Regions from separate parts of the Homo sapiens genome. Here region 1 is linked to region 2. The links are chromatin loops, found by intact Hi-C in ENCODE. Cell type or tissue: mammary epithelial cell. All regions are shown on one strand. Links, peaks and the distances in the headings refer to the core of each region. The heading gives the core; the rest is flanking DNA. Region 1 has its middle 340 kb from the start of MZT1. Region 2 has its middle 88 kb from the start of MZT1.

The links. Peaks named below come from ENCODE experiments on the same cell type or tissue, not always from the same donor. Only the 100,000 strongest peaks of a DNase experiment are listed, where the experiment ranks them.
Region 1: it touches region 2 in a loop (2.2-fold over the local background); 2 of 110 quality-filtered maps call a loop at or near these places.

What each region holds. Positions count from the first base shown.
Region 1 is chr13:72,384,710-72,395,812 of GRCh38, forward strand. No RefSeq gene overlaps it. Among named protein-coding and RNA genes, the nearest start is that of MZT1, 340 kb to the right of the region's middle. In mammary epithelial cell, for the core only: no CTCF peak of the experiment used is centred there; a DNase peak (open chromatin) is centred at 6,372; H3K27ac peaks cover 488 bases.
Region 2 is chr13:72,634,021-72,645,123 of GRCh38, forward strand. No RefSeq gene overlaps it. Among named protein-coding and RNA genes, the nearest start is that of MZT1, 88 kb to the right of the region's middle. In mammary epithelial cell, for the core only: no CTCF peak of the experiment used is centred there; DNase peaks (open chromatin) are centred at 4,211 and 4,591; H3K27ac peaks cover 2,053 bases.

The DNA.
Region 1 (11,103 bases), core at 1,955-9,954, 250 kb before region 2:
CCTGCCTTCTCTGTACTTTTATTTTGTTGGTACTGTACAGTCTAGAAGCTTATTTTATACCCTCAAGAAAATTATAAATGTTATTAAGGCAAAAATTATATGATTCATTCATTTTGCTGGCTTAGGCACTAAAGTGTTCATTAAAGGTTTGGTTGCCTGAAAACAACAAGCCTAAAATGAAAGCTCTCGCATTTATTGAGGATTTACTTTTGTGTCTGTCACATGCCCTCTATACTTTATCATTGTCCAAAAAAGCTGTTGTGACAGTTATGAATTCTTGCCACTTATATATGAGGAATCTGTGATTCAGCAATATTAAGTCACATGCCCAGGGCTATTGCGTCATTCAGCCATTCAACAACTATTTGCAGACAGTCTGCCTTTGTCTCTCTTGAATTTCTCACAACAGTTGATTAGACACATTGATCTTTCTTCTCTCCCTCGAAGGCCCAAGTTCATTCCCATCTCACAGCCCTCGCACTTTCGGTTCCTTCTCCTTAAAAGGATCTTCCTCCAATCTTCATATCATTGCCTCATTCTCATGACCAAGGGCTTAAATCCAATCTGTTAAAATCATCCCTCAAATCCTCAGGGAAGCCTTTCCAGACCACCTGAGCAACAGTGGTCCCTAATCATTCCCCACCGTATCATTCTATTTAATGTGCTTCATAACACAAATGGAGGTCTGAAATTATCTATGATTATTTTCTAATTATGAATAAATGTAAACCCCTGCCAACATGAAATTTTGTATATTACATTTAGACTGGACCAAGGCAAAAGTTCATTCTCTGACATTAAGGTGTGCTTCTTAAAATTATGAACTGAGTCGCAGAAATAGTTAATAAAATCTATTTTTTCATTTTTAAAAAAAACCTGTTACTGACCCTTTATTTGTTCTACTTGCCTTTAAGTAACACTTTTTTCCTATTTTCAGTCAAAATATAACATATAATTCTTCAAATTAAAGAAATTATGAACCATATTGTATTAGTTTGTTCTCATGCTGCTAACAAAGACAAACCTGAGACTGGGTAATTTATAAAGGAAAGAAATTTAAAGGACTCACAGTTCCACGTGGCTGGGGAGGCCTCACATTCATGGCAGAAAGCAAAGGAAGAGCAAAGGCACATCTTAATGGCAGCAGGCAAGAGACTATGTGCAGGGCAACTCCCCTTTTTAAAACCATCAAATCTCATGAGAACAGTACAGGAAAAACCCACCCCCATGATTCAATTACCTCCCACCAGGTCCCACTCTGGACATGTGGGGATTATTGCAACTCAAGGTGAGATTTGGGTGGGGACACAGAGCCAGACCATATAACATATGAAATAGGTAAAGAATAGTATAGTATTGGCAGTTTTATATGGTTCAACCAAAGAGACTAGCTTTAAATACTGGTAATCTCCAGACATCAGTTACAATTTTCTAGACCCCAGATTGCTGTCCCCTGAGTGATCAGACTTGACGGAAAAAAAATCTCTATAATAATTTACTTTTCTGAACATATGGGAGACACTTTCTGTATCATTCAAAATAAAATTCATTGCTAAAGAGAATTCTGGTTCACCTTTGCTACACTTTAGAGAAATACATGTTGTGAAATAGTTAAACATCAGCTTGATAGCGCAGATAAAAAAGGGAAAACACTTTGAAATAAGCATGGTTAATGGCTCCTTTTTAAAAGCAAAATCTAACTATAGGCACATACACACTGAGACACAGCGCATCCATCAACGTTAGAAAAAGGTTTCTGGTCTGAGTATTGACACGCAGGATAGTGGCAGAGCTTGAGATAATGGAGCAGCTTTATTCCTAGAGTGCTGTTTTTAACTGAAACTTCATTGATGTGTGCAAGGTTTCTTGAGAGAAAATAACAGATCAAAAATGATTGGATTTCTGTAGGTTGCAGGAGATTTTCCTACACAAATTATGTGAAATATTCCTATAGTCACTAGATTTCACTAATTCTAATCTCAGACAACTCTAGATTATTCATGCAGATGATCCAGTTTGTGGGTTATTTGTAGCATTCTTTTTAATTCTTAGTATCTACCTAACAACTGACCCACTTCTGAACTAGCCCTGTTTTCCTGGATAGCCAGGAAAAGTACTTCAAGGAATACTAGCTTAAGTAACTCCAGGTTAAAAAAAAATAAAATCTTTTTAAGTCAAAAGTTATTCCACACACTTTAAAATATTTTGAAATTCTAGGTCATTTATGACTCTACGTTCCTCCACTGAGGTGTCTTTTACCATTTTTATTTGGAATGTCTAGATCCAAAGCTCCCAATGTTTATTTACTCCCTTCAAAGAAGCATGAATGTACTTAGGAGATCCACTTAGGAGAGGTATCACTGTGTAAGCTGAAAGCCTCCAGGTTTAAACTGCAGTCATAGTGTGCTGAATTAGAACAGTACATTTCTTCATTCATCAGCTTTATAAAAATAAGAAGTAATATCTTTCATAAAAGCAGCTGAACATTGGTAACATTGCCAACAACTAGAATTAAGTAAAATAAAATCTAAAGAAATAAAAAAATATATGTATAAAACTGATTAAACCACAGTTTATTGAATGTTGGGTTTTTCCTCATAACAAATGAGAATGATTCTTTCTGGCTCACAAAATATTTTCAGGTTTAGGTACTACTCAAGCTTGTCCTCAATCGAGGTTTTCATGTATTTGAATTTCAAAAGCCTGGAACTGGCAATTAGTTTTTGCCTAGCTTGACACTAATATAAAAATCGTCCTGAGGAGGATTCTTTGTAGGTTGAATGCTTTGAAAACCCTCTTGGAAACAGGGCCCTGGAACCTGGGACAAAGAGAAATGTATGGAGTTGCTTCCAGGAAACAAGAAGAGAAATGCATTTGTAATGAAGCTTGCTGTTTCAGGAGGAAGGATGGTGGCAAGGGTAGAAGGACCTGGAGGAAATACACAAGCTTTGTGACTCCATGTGCTGCAATATGTGTTTCATGTTATGATGGGTTGTATTGTATCCTTCCCAAATTCATAGGTTGAAGTCCTAAACCCCAGCACATAAAAATATGGCATTATTTGGAGATAGGGTCTTTATAGGAATAATCAAGTTGAAATGAGGTCATTGGGGGGGGGTGGTCCCTAATCCAATATAACTGGTGACCTTATATAAAGGAGAATTTGAGATATGAAGACACATACAGGCTAATATGTAAATCAAGATGGCCATATGCAAGCCACAAAACAGATCCTTCCCTCATAGCCCTCAGAGGGAATCAACCCTACCAACACCATAATTTCAGACTCCTATCCTCCCGACTGTGAGACAATACATTTCTGTTCTGTTCTCGAAGATATCCAGTTTGTGGCACTTTGTTACACCTGCCCTTGCAAATAATACACGCGGCATGGCGATGTTAAACATTGCTCCAGCTGCACAAGATCTTTAGTAAAACCTACTTTCTGCATTCATTCTTTCAGTGCAACAGAATCATTTACTGGGAATGTAAAAAGCCTCTGAATTCCAGACATTGTGAACATGTGATAAAAAGAAAGAGTATACAAACTGATAGCCAAAAACTGAGTTATTCTGGTTTCTCCTTACCTCACATTGTACCATGATAAAATTCTACAATGGAAACAAAATTCTGCAGCTTTTCCCCATCTCTCTTCTTCCTTTCCACATCCTTGTTCCTTTTTTAAGTAACTATATATTTATGAAGTAAGGTATTGTAGAGAGAGTCTGGGTCTTAAAATCAGGCAGATGAGTATTTAAATCCCAGCTCTGCCACTGATAAGTTACTTAAATTCTCTGAGGCACAGTTTTATGATGTGTAAAACAGTGACAAAACTTTCTTTAAAAATCACTGTCATTAAATATAAGGAATAGCAAAAGGCTTAAAAACATTACAAGGAAGCAACCAGCCAAATCCAAAATATAGAATATGCTTCATGGTAAGTGGTCAGGTTTCCTTAACAAAAATCAATGGTACAAAAAGTGTAGAAGGGCACTTAAAGATTAAAGAGAGAGAGACATATCAGCCAGATGCTGAGTGCTATGGTCTGAATATTTGTGTTTCCCCAAAATCCATATTTTGAAATCCCAAACCCAAGCTGATGGTATTGTATTAGGAAGTGGCAGGGAGGCAGGTAGAAGTGATTAGATTATCTCCTACTCAATGGGATTGGTGTTCTTATAAAAAAGACCCAGAGAACTGCCTTGCCTCTTCTACCATGTGAAGACACAGCTAGAAGGCACAGCCTATGAGGAAGTTTACCTTCCTCAGACACCGAATATGCTAGCACCTTGATCTTGGACTGTGTGGGCTCCATAACCATAAGAAATAAATTTCTGTTGTTTATAAGTTACCCAGACTAAGGTGGTTTGTTATAGCAGCCTGAGGACAAAGATACCATGTATGAAACTTGTTTGGATCCTGATTTAAGCAAACTCTATTAGGCCATTTCTGTATTGCTATAGATAAGTACCTGAGACTGGGTAATTTATAAAGAAAAGAGGTTTCATTGGCTCATCATCCTGCAGGCTTTACAGGAAGCATGGTTCTGGTATCTGCTCGGCTTCCAGGGAGGTCTCAGGAAGTTTATAATCATGGCAGAAAGCAAAGGAGGAGCATGCACATCACATGGCAAATGCAGGAGCAAGAGAGAGAAAGAGAGAGAGAAGGATGGGAGGTATTCACACACTTTTAAACAATCAGATCTCATGAGAATTCACTATCATGAGGACAGCACCAAGGGGATGGTGTTAAACCACATATGAGAAATCTGCCCCCACGATGCATTCATCTCCCACCAGGCCCCACCTCCAACACTGGGAATTACATTTCAACATGAGACTTGGGTGGGGATAAATATCCAAACTACAACACAAACCAACTACAGAAGAATTTTTTAAAAAAATAACTGGGGAGATTTCAATATAAATAGATGGTAGGTAATATTAGTAACTTGTTTCTTTGGTTTGTCATGTGCAATAATGGCATTGTGGCTAATTTTTTCTAAACATCTTTATATGTTACAGACATATTAAGCATTTATGTGAAATGTCTGAGATTTGTGAAATATACTATAGGAAAAAAAGTGAAAGTATAGCTGTCCTTGAATCAGAAAGGGGATAATAATTATTGAAGCTGGGTGATGAATATCTGGGAGTTTATATTATTCTCTTTACCTTTGCATATATTTCAAATTTTCCATAACAAAACATTTTTTAACTATTTTAAGCATACACAGGAGAAACGCATTAAATGTAACTTTTCTTCCCCTTTCATAAATTTATATATATTTTGGAAACAGTAAATAGCCTTTCATTTCTATTAAAGAGAAAAATTTCCCCCCCCAAAAAATAAATTTTTGTTCAACATGTATTACTGTCACCCACTGAGTAACCAGCATGCCATTCAAAGTTTTTCAAATGCTTTAGCAAAATTTTCTCAAAACACACTTATATGGGAAAATGCAGCCTGAAAATAAGAAAGGTTGTCACCCACATATTAGAAATTTCAAACATTTTCTGCTCTAGATAAGGTAAAACAGAAGGTCTGAGGCATGCACACATGGAAGTCTCCTAGTTTCTTCTCTTATGAGAGAGAAACATGCCCAGGAAGTAAAGGGAGGGAACTCTAACTAAGCCCTGTGAGTGCCCCACCACTCAGGGGAAGAAAGGATTGTAGTGAGCCACACAGAAACAATAACAAAGACAAACCACTTTCCAAACTAGGATCTAGCAAAGAATATACTGTATTAGGAAAGGAATGAAAAGTCCCTGTGGCTGATGCCTGGAGTACATGACATTTGAAACTGCCAGTTCATTTTATAGCTTTAAAAGTTATACGTATTTAGTATAGAAAATTTAGAGAGATATACCCGGTTACAAAGAAGAAAGTAAAAGTCACCTATAATTTTATACCCTAGAAATAACCACGAGTAATGTTTTATGGATATTACTTTTAGCCCTTTTGTTTACTTATGTAGAGCTCAAATATATGGAACTATTTTCAATGAAATTAAGATTATACTACAGAAAACATTTATATATTGCAGTTAGCAAGTAATTTTAATGGCTGTATAATATTCTATTGTTAAAAATAATGTAGAACAGGGAGTAGAGAATGATGTGAACTTGAGCACATGATTACTTCCCCAATCACCAACCCCTCCCCCAATTCTAAAAACAATAATTTTAATAAGATAAAATGGGAGGACTGCATCAACATTGGGAACTAGAAAAGAGAGTCATGAACATGTCAGAAGCACCAAGGAACTTCTGCTAGGTAGATTAAGGAAGACCGACTAATGATGACTCATCACAGAAAGTTCAAGGTGGAGCCCCAAGGCCTCTCAAACACTCTGGGGCTAAGGAGGCATAGAAAATTTCCAGGTGAAAATCCTATGAGTAAGCAAAATTCCAGGAAAAATGCCAAGGTAGTGGAGGCAGTGGGATAATGAACAGATATTATGTGGCAATACCGAATGGAGCATCTCCAGAGGACATTTCTCAATAGCACCATTGTTCGTGGTAAGTGAATACTTCACTTTTTCTCCTGCTTCTGTCAAGTAATTGATCACGAATTAGCTTTGAGATTTCTGCTTAAAGGCAGGTGTCCATCTGTATCCAAACAAATCAAGAAACCCAACAATAATTCTCCCTATTTCCAGAGATAATCTCATGCTTGGTCACAATGCTCACTATTTAAGAGAAGAAATAAGTGGAAAATAGATATAGATAGTAGGGCCTGTAAAAGAAATCTTTAACTGGAGTCAACAAGGTCAGAGGCAGAAAACATTTTTATAACATTTAGTGCAGGCAAAGTATTTCAGATACAAGCTGGAAGAAACATTGTTTCTACAAAAATAAAGATGCAAATTGAGACAGTAAGTCAAAGGACAGAGATGAAAGAGAACCAACTAATTGATGAGCAGAAGTGCAAAGGCAGGCATGTGAGATCAGGAATGATTTGAAATGAAACAGGTAATAATGGAATGTCAATACTTAATTCATTAAAATTTCTAGTGTTTAATAAGCTCCAGAGAACAAAATGAACTGTGTGAAAGTCAAATACAGAGTTTGGCCTTGAAAAAACCTCCCAGAATACAGTGGAAAAGAAAAACCAATGACAATTATTAGATAGAAGATTGAGAACAGACAATCACAACCCTACATACAGGTAATTTGTGTTTCTCAAGACTGCTACAGATGAAAAACAATCCATATCCAAAAGAGATAACAGACAAAAACACACCTAAACTGAAGAAAATCCTGCATCAAGAATAGAAATAATGTGTCCTGCACTAGAAAAATAGTCACTAGAAAGAACTAATAATTATAAATAGCCTGGTAGAATTATTGAATTTCACACTGACCATAAGCATCTTTGCAACGGTATGTGCATGTAGAGGATAACTGAGTTTTGAGGAGTTGGGATCCAGGATTTAGAGATTTACCAAAGTTTATTCACATGTAACGCAGCAAGACTGTCTCAGATACCAACGACTCGGTAAGTATTCCACCTGAGATCTCGCCCCGTGAGAAGTAACTACAACATTTCTCCAGCCAACTAAGAAATAATTCAGAATAATAACCTCAATAAGAAAGTCACTTATGGAAGGACTGCCACTGAGCAATGAATCTTCAGAAATGGTCCCTGTAAGGTCCTCCTTGCTCAGCCTCACAACATCACCACTTCCCAGTTTTCCACACACTCTCTTTTGCTGCCTCTACCTCCACCTGAACTTTCAATGTTGGAATTCCTTGGGATTTGTTCTTGGTCCTCATATGTTTACCTGTTGTCCTATACAATAGCACCCTTTCTGGTAGCTCAAAAGACCATGTATATACTTATGACTGTCAGTTTATATCTCCAGGGAACTCTAGACTCACCCATCCAGCTGCTATTTGACATCTCAGCTCAGATATCTCATACACATCTCAAACTTAACATGTCCCAACAAAATTTTCTTCAATGTTGTTCCACTTCATGTAGTCTTCCCTAACTCAGCAAAAAGCACCACAAAGTTGCTAGACCAGAAGCCTAGGAGATATCCTTTAGTCCTCTCCTTCCTTCAAACCTCCATATTCAATCTACCAACCAAACTTTTCTATTCTATATGCAAAATATACATCTTGAAACTTTCCAGTTCTCTCCCTCTCCAGGGCAATTATTCTAATCCAATCCCCTATCGTCTGTCACCCCGACTACCCCAACAGCTTCCTAGCTGATCTCCCTACTTCTACCTTAAAGAGCTCTTAATATGTTCTCTATGCTGCTGTCAAAAAATATGTTTTAAAACCCAAATTGGATAATTTCATTTCCCTGCTTCATATTCTTCTGTGGCTTTCATTGCATTACACATAACATTAAAACCCATAAGCAAAGCTTATGTGCCCTATAAGATCTGGTACCATCTCTGCTCCACCACAGCTGATGCCTCCCTATGTCATTGCTCACCAGGCTCCAGCTTCTGCAACTCTGAACATTTCCAGAGCATGCTAGGTTCTGTTCCCACGTTAGGACACATAGATGGAATATGTAGTTTTTGTATCCATTATTCTCTGCCACCCAAGCTCTGCACGGCTGCCTTCTTCTCAGCCACCTCCTCCACTGCCATTTCCTATCCCAATACACCGTTTTTTCCTTCAGTGGCCTTACCACCAAATTGTTTGGATTATTCTGTAATTATTTTGATTATTCATCTTTTCTTTGTTTTCTGCCTGTCTCTGCCATAAAAATAAAAGCTTCCTGAGGACAAAGTCTATGCCTTTTTCACCATTTTATCCCCAGGAATTTAGCACATTGGAGAGGTCAATGCATATATATTAAAATATATTGAATGAATGGATGGGTGTTGAAAATGTACTTGCAAACAGAATACTTAGATTTATAGTAAAACAGCTTATGATTCAATAATCCCACTACTACTGGGTACATATCCAGAGGAAATGAGAACAGTATGCCAAAGAGATATCTGTGCTCCCACGTTCATTACAGCATTATTCACAATAGCCAAGATATGAAATCAACCTAAGCCCATCAGTGAACAAATGGACAAAGAAAACATAGTGTGTATGTGTGTGTGTGTGTGTGTATATATATATATATATATATAGTATGTATGTGTGTGTAGGTATATATACATATATAGTGTGTGTGTGTAGGTGTGTGTGTATATATATACACATAGTTTGTACGTGTGTGTATTGCATATTTATAGACACACATATACACATATACTATGTATATGTGTGTGAGTATATACATATATATGTATATATATATCTATCTACAATGGAAGATTATATACCCTTAAAAAAGAATAAAATCCTGTTATTTGTGATGCCATGGATAAATCCAGAGTATATTACATAAAGTGAAATAAGTCATGCACAGAAAGACAAATACTGCATGATCTCACTCATTAGTGGAATCTTAAAAAACTGAACTGATGGAAGCATAGAATAGAATAGTAGTTACCTGGGGCTGGGTTGAGAAGGAGAGTAGGGTGAAATGCTCAAAGGATACAAAATTTCAATTAGATAGGAGGAATACGCTGAAGATGTCTCTTGTACACCATTGTGACTATTGTTAATAACAATGTTTTCTATTCTTGGAAATTGCTGAGAGTAAATTTTAAGTGTTCTCGCCACAAAAACGATAAGTATGTAAGGTAATGCATATGTTAATTAGCTTATTTTAGGCTTCTACAATGTATACATATATTAAACCATCATATTGTACATGATAAATATATAAAGTCAAAATTTTTGATGAAAATAAATTACCAAAGCTGACTCAAAGTGTTATCCAATCTAACAACTATGGAATGTAAGAAAGTAGAACTACCAAACAGCTACCCCTGAAAATGACACGGGGCCCATATTTTTTTAATAGACAAACTTTACTGATTATCCATTTGAAAGACAAATCATTCCTACAGATGCTTTAAAAGGTATTTTCAAAAGCATTAAAGAAATGAAAAATATCACCATTCATTTTACAGTATTAACATTACTAAAGAAAGAAAATTTCAAGGAAAGAAAACTGTAGAGCAAATTCATTTAGGACTGAAATACAAAGCATCCTTAAACAAACAAACAAAATGAATCCATAACAGTATTCTTAAAGGTTAGCAAACACCGTGACCAAATAAAGATCATTTTAAGAATGTAAAGATAGTTTGCTCTTATTATATAATCATCTCATTAGATACCCAGAAGGTATTTAATAAGATTCTTAAAAAATTCAAAATAATAAATTCTGAGTAAAATAAGAATAGGACAGCAGTTTCTTTTTTAACTGTTGTTTTAAGTTCAGGGATACACATGCAGGTTTGTTGCATGGGTAAGCTTGTGTCATGGGAATTTGTTGTACAGATTATTTCATCACCCAAGTATTAAGCCTAGTACCCATTAGTTATTTTTCCTGATCCTCTCCCTCCTCCCACCCTCCACTCTCCAAAAGACCCCAGTGTGTATTGTTCTTCTGTACGTACGACAACAGTTTCTTACCATGCCTTAACATCTATCACAAAACAACATTCAGGATCTTGTTGAATGATAGGGAGTAGACTCATCCCTATAAAAATCTGAATACAGGCCACGCCTGTTGTCCCAGCACTTTCGGAGGTCTAGGCGGGCAGATTACTTTAGGTCAGGAGTTCGAGAGCAATCTGCCAACATGGGGAAACCCGGTCTCTACTAAAAAAAAAAAAAAAAAAAAAAAAATTAGCTGGGCATGGTGGCTGCGCCTGCAGCCCCAAATACTCAGGAGACTAAGGCACAAAAATTGCTTGAACCCAGGAGATGGAGGTTGCAGTGAGCCAAGATCGTTTCACTGCACCCCAGCTTGAGCGACAGAGCATGGCTGTATCAAAAAAAGAGAATCTGAATACAAGGATGCCTGTCAACATCATTCTGAAAGTACAATTGGTGAAATCATTAAACAGGGAAAAATATTAATATTATAGATGAGGTAGCAAACCTATTATTATTGTCTACCTAGACACCACAAAAGGGAACAAATGAAATTTGACTACAACTATTAGGGAAGTTCAAAACTATGACTAGTTACAGAATTAACATAACACGATTCAATTCCTTTCCT
Region 2 (11,103 bases), core at 1,168-9,167:
GAAGAAAAGAATTGGGTAAGTTAATTCTATGCTGTGGGAGAAAACAGAACTCAAAAAGAGGAACATCAAGGTTAGAAAATGTGAAGGATGAATATCTGATAAGATTGAATAAAAGTATAATATCTTGGTAATGTCTAAATTCAGTGAAATGGTGGGCCAGTCTTCAGTATGAGAGAAAGCAGAACATTTGACCCAGGCACTGTGCTATGAAGGGCACGGGGTTCTCTCTCAAAGCTACTACTAATACACTGAAGGCCACTGTCATGATGTCATGATGAACTGCACACAAACACATTTCCATCTAATGAGATACACTTTCATTCATTCACTGAGCTTCATTCACTGAGCTTTCTCTTCTCCTTCTTCTTCTTTTTTTTTTTTTTTGAAAACCGTATAGACAAATGCAAGATTTTTTTTTTTTTTTTGAGATGGAGTCTTGCTCTGTCGCCCAGGCTGAAGTTCAGTGGCATGATCTCGGCTCACTGCAACCTCTGCCTCCCAGGTTCAAGGGATTCTCCTTCCTCAGCCTTCCAAGTAGCTGAGATTATAGGCACCCACCACCACGCCTGGCTAATTTTTGTATTTTTAATAGAGACAGGGTTTCACCATGTCGGCCAGGCTGGTCTTGAACTCCTGGCCTCAAGTGATCCACTCGCCTCGGCCTCCCAAAGTGCTGGGGTTACAGGCGTGAGCCACCGTGCCCGGCCAAATTCAAGATCTTTTTTAAATGAAAAATCATCTATAAACATTCTGATCTAAACTAAAATAAGTATTTTCATATTTTAAATTTCCTTTCCATATTTAATTTGTGTCATTATGACCATTGTGAACATAAAGCTTGCTTTCTACTTTTTTCTACTTATTATACCATAAACATATTTCTGTGTTCATAATTGTCACTTTAAATGCTGTCATCTGCAAGGCTTTAAGCTAGAAACTAGGGTTTATTCTGAATACTCAGCTGAACAATTGAAAGCTTTTTTTTTTCTTTTTTTAAATCTCTGAATCCCAGTAAAGAGATCTGTTGTTTTTGCCTGCTCAGCATTCATTTGCCCTTCTGCAAGGACCATGTCACAAGAACAATCTCCTTTTGGAACACCAACCTACTCCTACCTAAGCCCATTTGGTTGAGGTAGGGTTGACCCCAGCCCAGGAGTTGGGTAGTGACTGGATTGGACGAACTGACTGCATGGGGAAAAAAAGCATGTGACCCTAGTCAGTCCAGTGAGAAATAATCTTTTGCAAGAAAAGTTCTCTATCTGCTGGATTTGAAGCTAGTGGAGTGTAGGCCTGAATTTACTAAGGGGTTGCCACAGGCAAGTTTTTGTCTGGAATTCCAGTTAACATAGAAGAGTAGATTTGGACAAGGGATATGGAAAAGGAGAAGAAAAAAAGGCCAAGCTCTATCTGACCTTTTTTGAGTCACTGAATGTAGCTGTGCCTGATTTTTCAAATATTTGAGCCAATAAATTCCCTTTAAGGTTTAAGCTAATTTGAGTTAGACTTCTATAACTTGGAACCAAAATAGTCTTGAATGATACTATATCTAAGAAACCAGACACGAAAACAATAATGAAGAGGCTATCTAAGCTTAGAGCCTTTGATGTAGGGAATATATAACAACTTTCTCTGTTCATGTATTTATTTCATCTTTCACCAAGGACTATAGTTTGGATATTCGTCCCCTCCAAAACTCATGTTGAAATTTGATCCCCAATGTTGGAGATAGGGCCTAACGGGAGGTGTTTGGGTAATGGGGGCAGATCTCTTGTTAATAGATGAATGCCCTCCCTGAGGTGGGAGAGAGTGAGTGAGTTCTCTGTTAGTTACCATGAGAACTGGTTGTTGAAAAGAGCCTGGCACCACCTCCTTCTCTCTCTTGCTTCCCTTGTGATCCCTGCACATGCTGGCTCCCATTCACCTTCCACCATGAGTAGAGGCAGCCTGAGGCCCTCACCAAAGGCAAATGCTGATGCCATACTTCTTCTACAGTCTGCAGAACTGTGAGCCAAATAAACTTTTCTTTATAAACTGCGCAGCCTCAGGTATTCTTTTATAGCAACACTAAATGGAATAAGACACCCAGATATAAATTAAATATGATAAATGGGGTCTAAAACTTGAAATTTATCAAATGCAGAGTTGTGTTATTATGAGGTTCATCAAGTGACTGAGTGAGCCTGCAGAGCTAGCTGGGTTGTTCCAGGGTTTGGCTGCAGAATCCAAATCCAACCTTTTTCTAGCTGCTGCTTGCTGCTTCCTGATAATCAGAGTTGTCCACTCTGCCTTACATAATGGGGGGACAGGATAAGTGGCAGTGATTTGAGGGTTCTGCTGCTTAGTTGGAAACTTTTGTTGATCTGATCCAAGATGAATGGGTTAGAAGAATACTGGGGACTCAGGGACCTGCCTAAGGACTCTCTTCCCTGACCCAGGCCTCTCCTCCCCTCCCTCACTTTCTCCTTTACTAGAAAAGAACTTTAGTTGTGAACAGGACTGGACAGAGGAATATACCCAATTAGCTCTATCTCAGGGTTTTTCTGCTGTTGAGTTCGTTATCTCTTATCCTGTTGCAGACATGTTAAAAGTATATATATGTATGTGTGTACATATATATGTATGTATGCATGTATGTGTGTACATATATATGTATGTATGCATGTATATGTGTGTCTGTGTATATGATTTAATTTAGTCCTAAGTTGATATAAGGCAAGTCCTATTCATTTGGCCATTTTATAGATGAGAAAATTATTGAATATCAATAGAAATGACCCCGGATGCTCCACTTTGAGCCCCTCATTTTACACATGAGGACTGGGAGCCATGAGTGGTCACAGCTGGTCCAAAAATATCCAGCAAGGTGGTAACAAGCTCAGGGATTGAGCTCAGTCCCGGGACTCAGTTCTTCTTTCCTTCCCTTATGCTCACTGTGTTCTTTGTTTTTCTGGCTCATAGCACTTAAGAACAGATACAGAAATTGGGGGAAATTAATATTTGACAATGAAAAATAGAGATAGAATGCCAAACTTCAAAAACAGTGACGAGGGAATAAGAAATTGGGGGAACAGGCCATTTTGGAGTTCGGTAAAAACAGGAGAGAGAAGATCCAGACAGAGCCTCCCTTAGAAAAGAGAAGAAACAGAGCTCATGTTCTTACTTTTAACTGCCATATTTATGATCTCCCCTTCCAGGTTCAAAAAGAACCTTGATGGAGAAAATAAACATGAAAAAAACCTCAAAAATGGTTAAGAAATGAAATTTTTACCATTGAAAGGAAAGAGAATACATGTCAAAAGAGGTAGTATTTTCCTAATTATTAAATAACTTCTAGCAAGACAGTCGGGAATAGGTAAGTGCAAGCAGTGGACTTACGATTGGGTAGAAATCAGGGATTGTGAGATGAAGGTGATTTCGAAAATCAAAATAACAGAGATAGTGGGTAATTTGCTCACCTAATTAAGGCTCAAGTTAAGCTCAAGTCAGTGAAGCTAGTACTTGAATGATGCCTACGGTGAGTGACTGGGGTCAATCTGTGTGCTCTCCTACTCCATCCCATCGTAAGGAAACACATTAAAAGAAAGAAATGGCCAGTTTCTCATCTTTCTTAATGCATCACACGGATCAGATCCAAGCACAAATCTCTCTTAAAGAGCTTGGATAAGCACCACATGGTGCCGAGTAAAACAGACACAAAGAACCCCAAGGTGGCTTATTTAACTCACTAATTGTTAACTGGTGGGAGGTGGGTGATGGCAGAGAGCAGGAATGGGCCCGCCTTCTGCATGAATGAATTCAGCACATGGAATTCATGTTCATATTTACATTTATAGCTTACAGAATTTCTATGTCATTGACCCCAAGCTGATAAACATAATTACAAAGTTCATTTTAATTTCACAGACTTGGCCAATCTCATCAGTCTCCCCATTAGGTTTTCATATTAAAAGAAAGAGGAGAAAAATGAGAAAGCATATATTTATAGCCAAGAATAAATATAACAATAATAAAGGAAATAAAAAAGGAAAACGAATCTTGGCACAGTTACTTAAATTTTTCCACCTTTCTCATATGGATGGTTTCCAAGTTCTACCATTTCAAAGAAAACACCTCATCGAAGAACATGTAATTGCATGTTGTTTCCATTCTTTAAATGGGGGAAATGAAGGCTTTTCACATACACATCATCAGCTGTGCCCCAGGAAACCTTCCATTCTTTCCAAATTAGTTTTTGTATCATTAAACCAATCAGCATTAGGTGCTTAGGATTAGTTTCTGGAATAAACCCTGAATCATTACCTGTATCATGTATGTAATAAAATCAAATAATGACATCATTATTAGCACATGAGCACTGACCCTAAGTGACCAGGACCAAAAGAAATCAGGGCAGTCCTAATACGAATCAGGCAGGATGCCTAATGAAAATCAAACAGCAAGCCTAATAAGAAACAATGTATTTTGCCTCTCTTTCAAATTCACTTTTGATTTGCTTTTCATGAGAATCCCTGTTTGAAGTGGAGCTCCCGCAGGCTAGAATTCTCAGGGCTAACTTTGAGATGAGTAACTCCCAGGTGGTTCTCTGGGCCATTTGATCTAGGACAAGAACCACTCACTCATGCAGCAAGTATTTGTTGGGCATTTACCATAACCATAGGTTTCATCGTGGCTGTTTTTCATCCAACAAACTTTTACTGAGCGCCTAGTACAAGCAGGGGAGGGTGGTAGGCTCAGAAGCAGAAAGAATAAGAGATGTCATAGACGTTACTTACAGCGTATTCATTGTATGCCAGGCACAAATACATATTCATTACTGATTAATAATTTAATAATCCCAGCAGCTCCATGAGGAAGTGTATGCTTTATCCCATTTTATAAGTATAGAAAATAAGGTTCATACAGATTAACAGACTTACCTGAGGTCATACTGCTAGGAAGGGGAGAGTGTGGTGGGAAAAATTCAATCTGTCACCATCTCAAGCAGTACCTTAGATTCAGTTTGAATCATTTGTGATTGCTGATAGTCCACCTTTTTTTGACCTACAGATGACAATTATATTCCCTCTCACCCAGAACAACTCAGGGTATGGTAAGGAAGATAGAAACATAAACAAAGCACCACAATAAAGGATGGCTTGCAGTCTGATGATCATCCATATCACCATATGCATGCACCCAGCCCCCTCCACTATCCTGCGGCCTAATCTGCAAGCCCAAATCTCTTCACTTTCTGTCCCCACCTAAAATCCAGCCATGATAAGAGAGCACATAATGTGCTCATCTGTGTCTGTCTTTATCTTATTCTAAGACTTCAACCACCCTTGTCATAACTCTCATAGGCTAGGTACAGGAAAGGTGCAGGTTTGCCCTGCCCAGGAAGGAGATGCAAATATCCTAGACAGAAAGCACATGGTGTGTGTCAAAGGAGACCAAGGCTAAACACATGGAGGATACCAAATAGAATTTTTGCAATATTATTTTATACAGAATGTTAAAAGCTTGATCATATGATCAACCTCGAGGTTCATGCCGTTAAAAGTAATGGCAAAAACCGCAATTACTTTTGCACCAACCTAACTAAAAACACATGAACCCTGAGGGAAAATCAGAAACTTATTTCTCTCTGAGGATGATTCCCTATATACGTTACATATGTAAAAATCGATAGGATTGGTTGATTAACATAATTATTGCAGGGACTTCATTTTTTGCTTCCAAGACTATCAGCCCCTTGAAAGCAAGGGCCACACCTTTTAATTCTGAATTTTTCACACATTAATTGCACATACTGAAAGTTGTTTGCTTGCTTTATTTGAGTCTCTAATAGTATTTGTAACTACTGGAGAGGTAAACCAGGTAAGAAATTGTGTCTGTAGCCTTGATGTTTACAATCACAAAAGGGCTGAGTTGCAGGAAACAATGTTTTATCAGTCAACCATTAAAAATATTCCACATGGTATTAGACCTATGCAGAGGCACAACTGACCAACGTGAAATACTTCATCTCTTTGGACAACATATCCCGTAAATTATGAAAAGAAAATGGTATTTTATGAGAGCCAGGCAACCTTATTTTCTAGGCAGCACATTTCATTCGTATTACAGTTATTAATAGGTCACTTACAGGATTCATAACTGGTGCCACTGAGTGAAGGTACCCACACGTGAACAATCACCGTGGCGAGGAGTAGTATATCTCAGTTCTTTCCAGAGCAGTAACTTTATCAAAACTATCACAGATGTCCTTTGAACTCCACTCTGACATTTGCTAATTGGATTTTAGGTTGTGCTCACCAGAGTTCCTATAAGACTTTTTTTAACTTTAAAACTTTCAAAATCTCCTTTTCAACTAATGAATTTTGCCTACCGACATTAGCATTTCCTCCATGGACTATTGCATGTAAAAGTGCCTGATGGTGCTTTTGTAACTCTCACATCAGCTAGTCTCTTGCATGAGCAAACATATTCAATATTTTTAAAATTAGAAGTTGAAGAATACACAGGATGAGATGTCACTATAAAGTGAGCTAGGACAGATAATTAAGGATTAAAATCTAAACCATTACCTCTCATGCAAGGTAGAGCAAGAAGCATGGATGTCTCATCTCCTTAGAGAAATGCAGATACAATGTATCAGATAAGGTATTCTGTAGTTTTCATTACAAAGTTAATATTTATTTTACAGCATTGAGTTTATCTTACCAACATATCTCATTCAGAAATAGAAGAATTTCTTGATTTACCACATTAAAGTAAATATTGCTGTGAGATACGTGTTAAATTTTTAATAAAAACCACCCTATCTTTGTTGGATCAAAGAAAGCTCCTTCAGCTGAGATACAAACAAAACCAAATAAAAACACATAATTTCAAATACTGAGCATCACTACGCATGTTCACCAGCCTGCCCATGACAATTGCAGTTTTATGTGGCTGAGCATTTTAGAGCTTCAATTAAGTTTATTATAAGTCATAATCTCAGAACTAAAATTTCCAATTACCTGTACCTGTAATGCTGACCCACGGGACAGCATTTCAGAACTGCATGTTCCTCGTGCCTGAACCATGCTCCCAAAAAGGTACAAAAGTGAAATTCAATGTAATTAGATTTACAAACATCATCCTTTGCCTGTGTGGGTATATTTGTAATATAGAAGATTTATTAGCATGGTGTGTTTTCTCTCTACAGGATAGAGTTAGATGTAAAAACTTAGTTTGTTTTCACTGATTCCATATTCCTTAAGTTAGCAATAAAAATTCTATTACTGAAAAGCAAAAATAACTGATATAGTGATCCTGACTCTTCTCCTTGTATTAAGAAGAATGAGAAGTCAGCAAACCCAGGAAAGACAGTTCTCCCCCTCTCCACCCCTTCATGAAGTGATTCCCCACCAGCCTGTAGTTAAGTCTCATGGAATCTCTTTCTCATCCTGAAATATGGATAGGGGGTACAGCACATGACAAAATGATCACAGAAAAGAAGATTGCTTCAAATCTTCAGGTTTAGAAGAATAAAGTCAAATCTTAAAAATTATAACATATAAATCAAATAAGTACATTTGGGACAATATAACACCTTGGCGTGGCCTCCTCTGTGCTGCTCCCTGCAATAGAAAAGCACCATGACCTAAAACTACACACTTTGCCTCCAGACTCCCATGCATTTGCACCTCAGCTCTGTCATTTATTAGCTGTGTGACCTTGAGGAAGTTTTATAACCTCTCTGTGCTAGGGTTTTCTCATCTATAAAATGGAGATAATAATCATCTCTATCTCCAAGGGTTGATATAATAATTAAGTTAATATTTGGTAAGCTCCTAGGAAGAGTCTGGCACATAATAAATGACACTGTATAAGTTTTATTAAATACAGTAAAATATTGGTTCTGCTGGCTCTCTTTATTTATATGATCAGAGAAATTCAAATATTGCCTCTTCCTCTAACTCCATGATTTTTCTCTCCCCCTTTGACCAACTCATAAGCCTTTTAATCACAAGCAGAGATATTTTTTCTCTTAAAGAAAAGCTAACATTTTGTAAACATTCTGTATGTGCCAGGCAATTATCTGTTATCTCATTCAGTCCTCATAAAATCCAGTGAAGTGAATGCTGTTATTATCCCCATTTGATAGATGAAGAAATGAAGGCATTGAAAAATTAGATAAATTCTGTATGATAACATACTTCTTATGGAGCAGAACCAGGATTTGAACCCAGGCAGTGTTGAAATTTATTTCATAGAAAGAATATATGCCACAGTACAAAAATATTCCCTAATGAATTTATGTTTTAAAGAATTATCAAAAATGTTTTAAAAATATCCCTTCTGGCCGGGCGCGGTGGCTCACGCCTGTAATCCCAGCACTTTGGGCGGCTGAGGTGGGCGGATTAAGAGGTCAGGAGATCGAGACCATCCTGGCTAACACGGTGAAACCCTGTCTCTACTAAAAATACAAAAAATTAGCCGGGCGTAGTGGCGGGCGCCTGCAGTCCCAGCTACTCAGGAGGCTGAGGTAGGAGAATGGCGTGAACCCGGGAGGCGGAGCTTGCAGTGAGCCGAGATTGTGCCACTGCACTCCAGCCTGGGCGACAGAGCGAGACGCCATCTCAAAAAAAAAAAATCCCTTCTACACCAGTCAAGCTCACTGTATATCAGCTAACACCCAGACAACCTGCAAATCCATGAGAATAAATGATTGTTGTGTTAAAACCACTGAATTTGGGGATGGCTTCTTTTACAGTATGCTTATAGCAACAGTTCACAAATACAGGATATTTTTTTTTTTTTTTGAGTCGGAGTCTCGCTCTGTTGCCCAGGCTGGAGTGCAGTGGCGTGATCTCGGCTCACTGCAAGTTCCGCCTCCCAGGTTCAAGTAATTCTCCTGCCTCAGCCTCCTGAGTAGCTGGGATTACAGGCGCACGCAGCCACGCCTGGCTAATTTCTTGTATTTTAGTAGAGACGGGGTTTCACCGTGTTGCCCAAGCTGGTCTCAAACTCCTGAGCTCAAGTAATCCACCCTCCTCGGCCTCCCAAAGTGCTAGGATTACAGGCATGTAATACTTTTGTAAACTTTTGATAAATGAAACCAAAACCAAATTTGAAAATGTCTTTAAACAAAGAAACAAAGAAACATTGAATGCCTACATAATTTTGTTAGCAAGAGAGAGAGATTTTAGGCTGACTGAATGCAACATAAAGCTTTTCCTTTAAAAAAAAAAATCCTTTCCTCTTTAAAGTCTAGTTCCATATTTCAGTTAACACACTTTTGTAATCAACAACAAAGTAGAACTGCATATCCTGCATAAGATCCAGGATTCCATGAAGTCAAAGAAAGTGCTTTGATAAAACTGTTCATACTGTATGCAAAGACAGTAACCAAAACAAAGTTAAACAAGTCAACAATTGGAGAGGAGAAACATCAATAAGTATGATGACACAAGTGTTTCCAAAGAGACGCATTCAAATGTCAAAGGCTTAAGGGATACTCTTGCAAAAACTGATAAAACTCTTGAGTAATTTTACAAAGATTACTTTTATGATTGCACTATGCAAATAAACCAAGATAGCAACTCCTCCTCCAGGGGGCAGAGCTGAGCTAGCAAAGCACAAGCTGAATTCTGTCCAAAACAGGGAAAAAATTTGATTCATCTTTCGATATTTAGTTGAAAATAAAATTTAAATTTGGCTAAATGTAAGAACAATTGTGTATATTTTTATAATTCTTAATTTTCTTTTTTAAGATAAAGCCTCACTCAAGTCATTTTTTCCTAATCTGACTTTTGCCAGGATGTTTTTTTTTTTCAGGCTGGAGTGTGATGGTGTGATCTCAGCTCACTGTAGCCTCAAAATCCTGGCCTCAAGTGATCCTCCCACTTCAGCCTCTCTAGTAGCTAGGACTTTAGGTGCACGCCATGACACTTGGCTAATTTTTTTTTTTGGTAGAGATGGGGGTCTTGCTATGTTGCCCAGGCTGGTCTCGAACTCCTGGGCTCAAGCAATCTGCCCACCTCGGCCTTCCAAAGTGTGGCCCTTAGAGATGTGAGCCACTGTGCTTGGCTAACCAGCATTTTTAAGTGGATTAACTTTCAGAAGACTTTTTCTCTCCGGTATCAATCATCCTCAGATAATGAGGTAAGGAGAACTTCCTCTCCTATATTTCTTTGAGAGCTTTCAATAAGTAAGCCCATCTAAGTCATAAAAAGATTATAACCAGAGTAATTCTGCTATCTGGTGGCAAAACAGATAAACAACAAGACCAACAAGGGATTGGGTACCAAAGAAGGGGTCTAAATCTTTATTACATTTCTTTTAAATGACACAGTTTCTGATCTCAGCCAAAAAGAACTTAAATTTTGTCAAAGAATTATTAACACGAGGGATAAAGGAAAGAAACTGAAAGGGTAGAATATTATTAAATACTGTGTGCTATGCACTCTGGAAACCATGCATTTCATTTAAGAATAAATTTGAACCATTAAGACCTTCCTTCACCAATCAAGAACTCTCCAAACCAATTCAATTGCCACAAAGATAAACTGGTCAATTTTCCATTGTTATGTAAATATTTCTTCTGACTTAGAATCATACAAAATGAATTTAAGAGCAGGAAGAGATCCTAAACATCATCTAGCCTGACATTCTCATTTTACAGATGACAAGACAGAATCCAGAGTTAAGTGACTTGTCTAAGACCATACAACTTGTCAGAGTCAATGTAGGCTCTAGAATCTGCATCTCTCAACCAAAGGCCAACAGTATTCTTCCTTTTCTCTATGCTGAAAAATAGTACTATCGTTACCAAAGAGAATTTCAACCAAAGCCCATTTCACCTCACCTGTTCTCCTCAATGAGCCTATTTCTTCCATTTGAAAAGGGGTGGAACAGATATGTCAATGGTAAGCTTCATATTGTTTTCCATACTTAAACAGAAGAGTGCCTTAAACCCACAAAGCAGGGCTGCAGGGAAAGCAGCCTGTGGATTTCATCCTCCTCTCGCTGCCACAGCCAGCACTCTGGTGCTGAACACAGCCTACACAATGGTTCTCAAAGTGTGATCCCTGGACCAGCATCATTAACATCACCGAGAATGTGTTAGAAATGCAC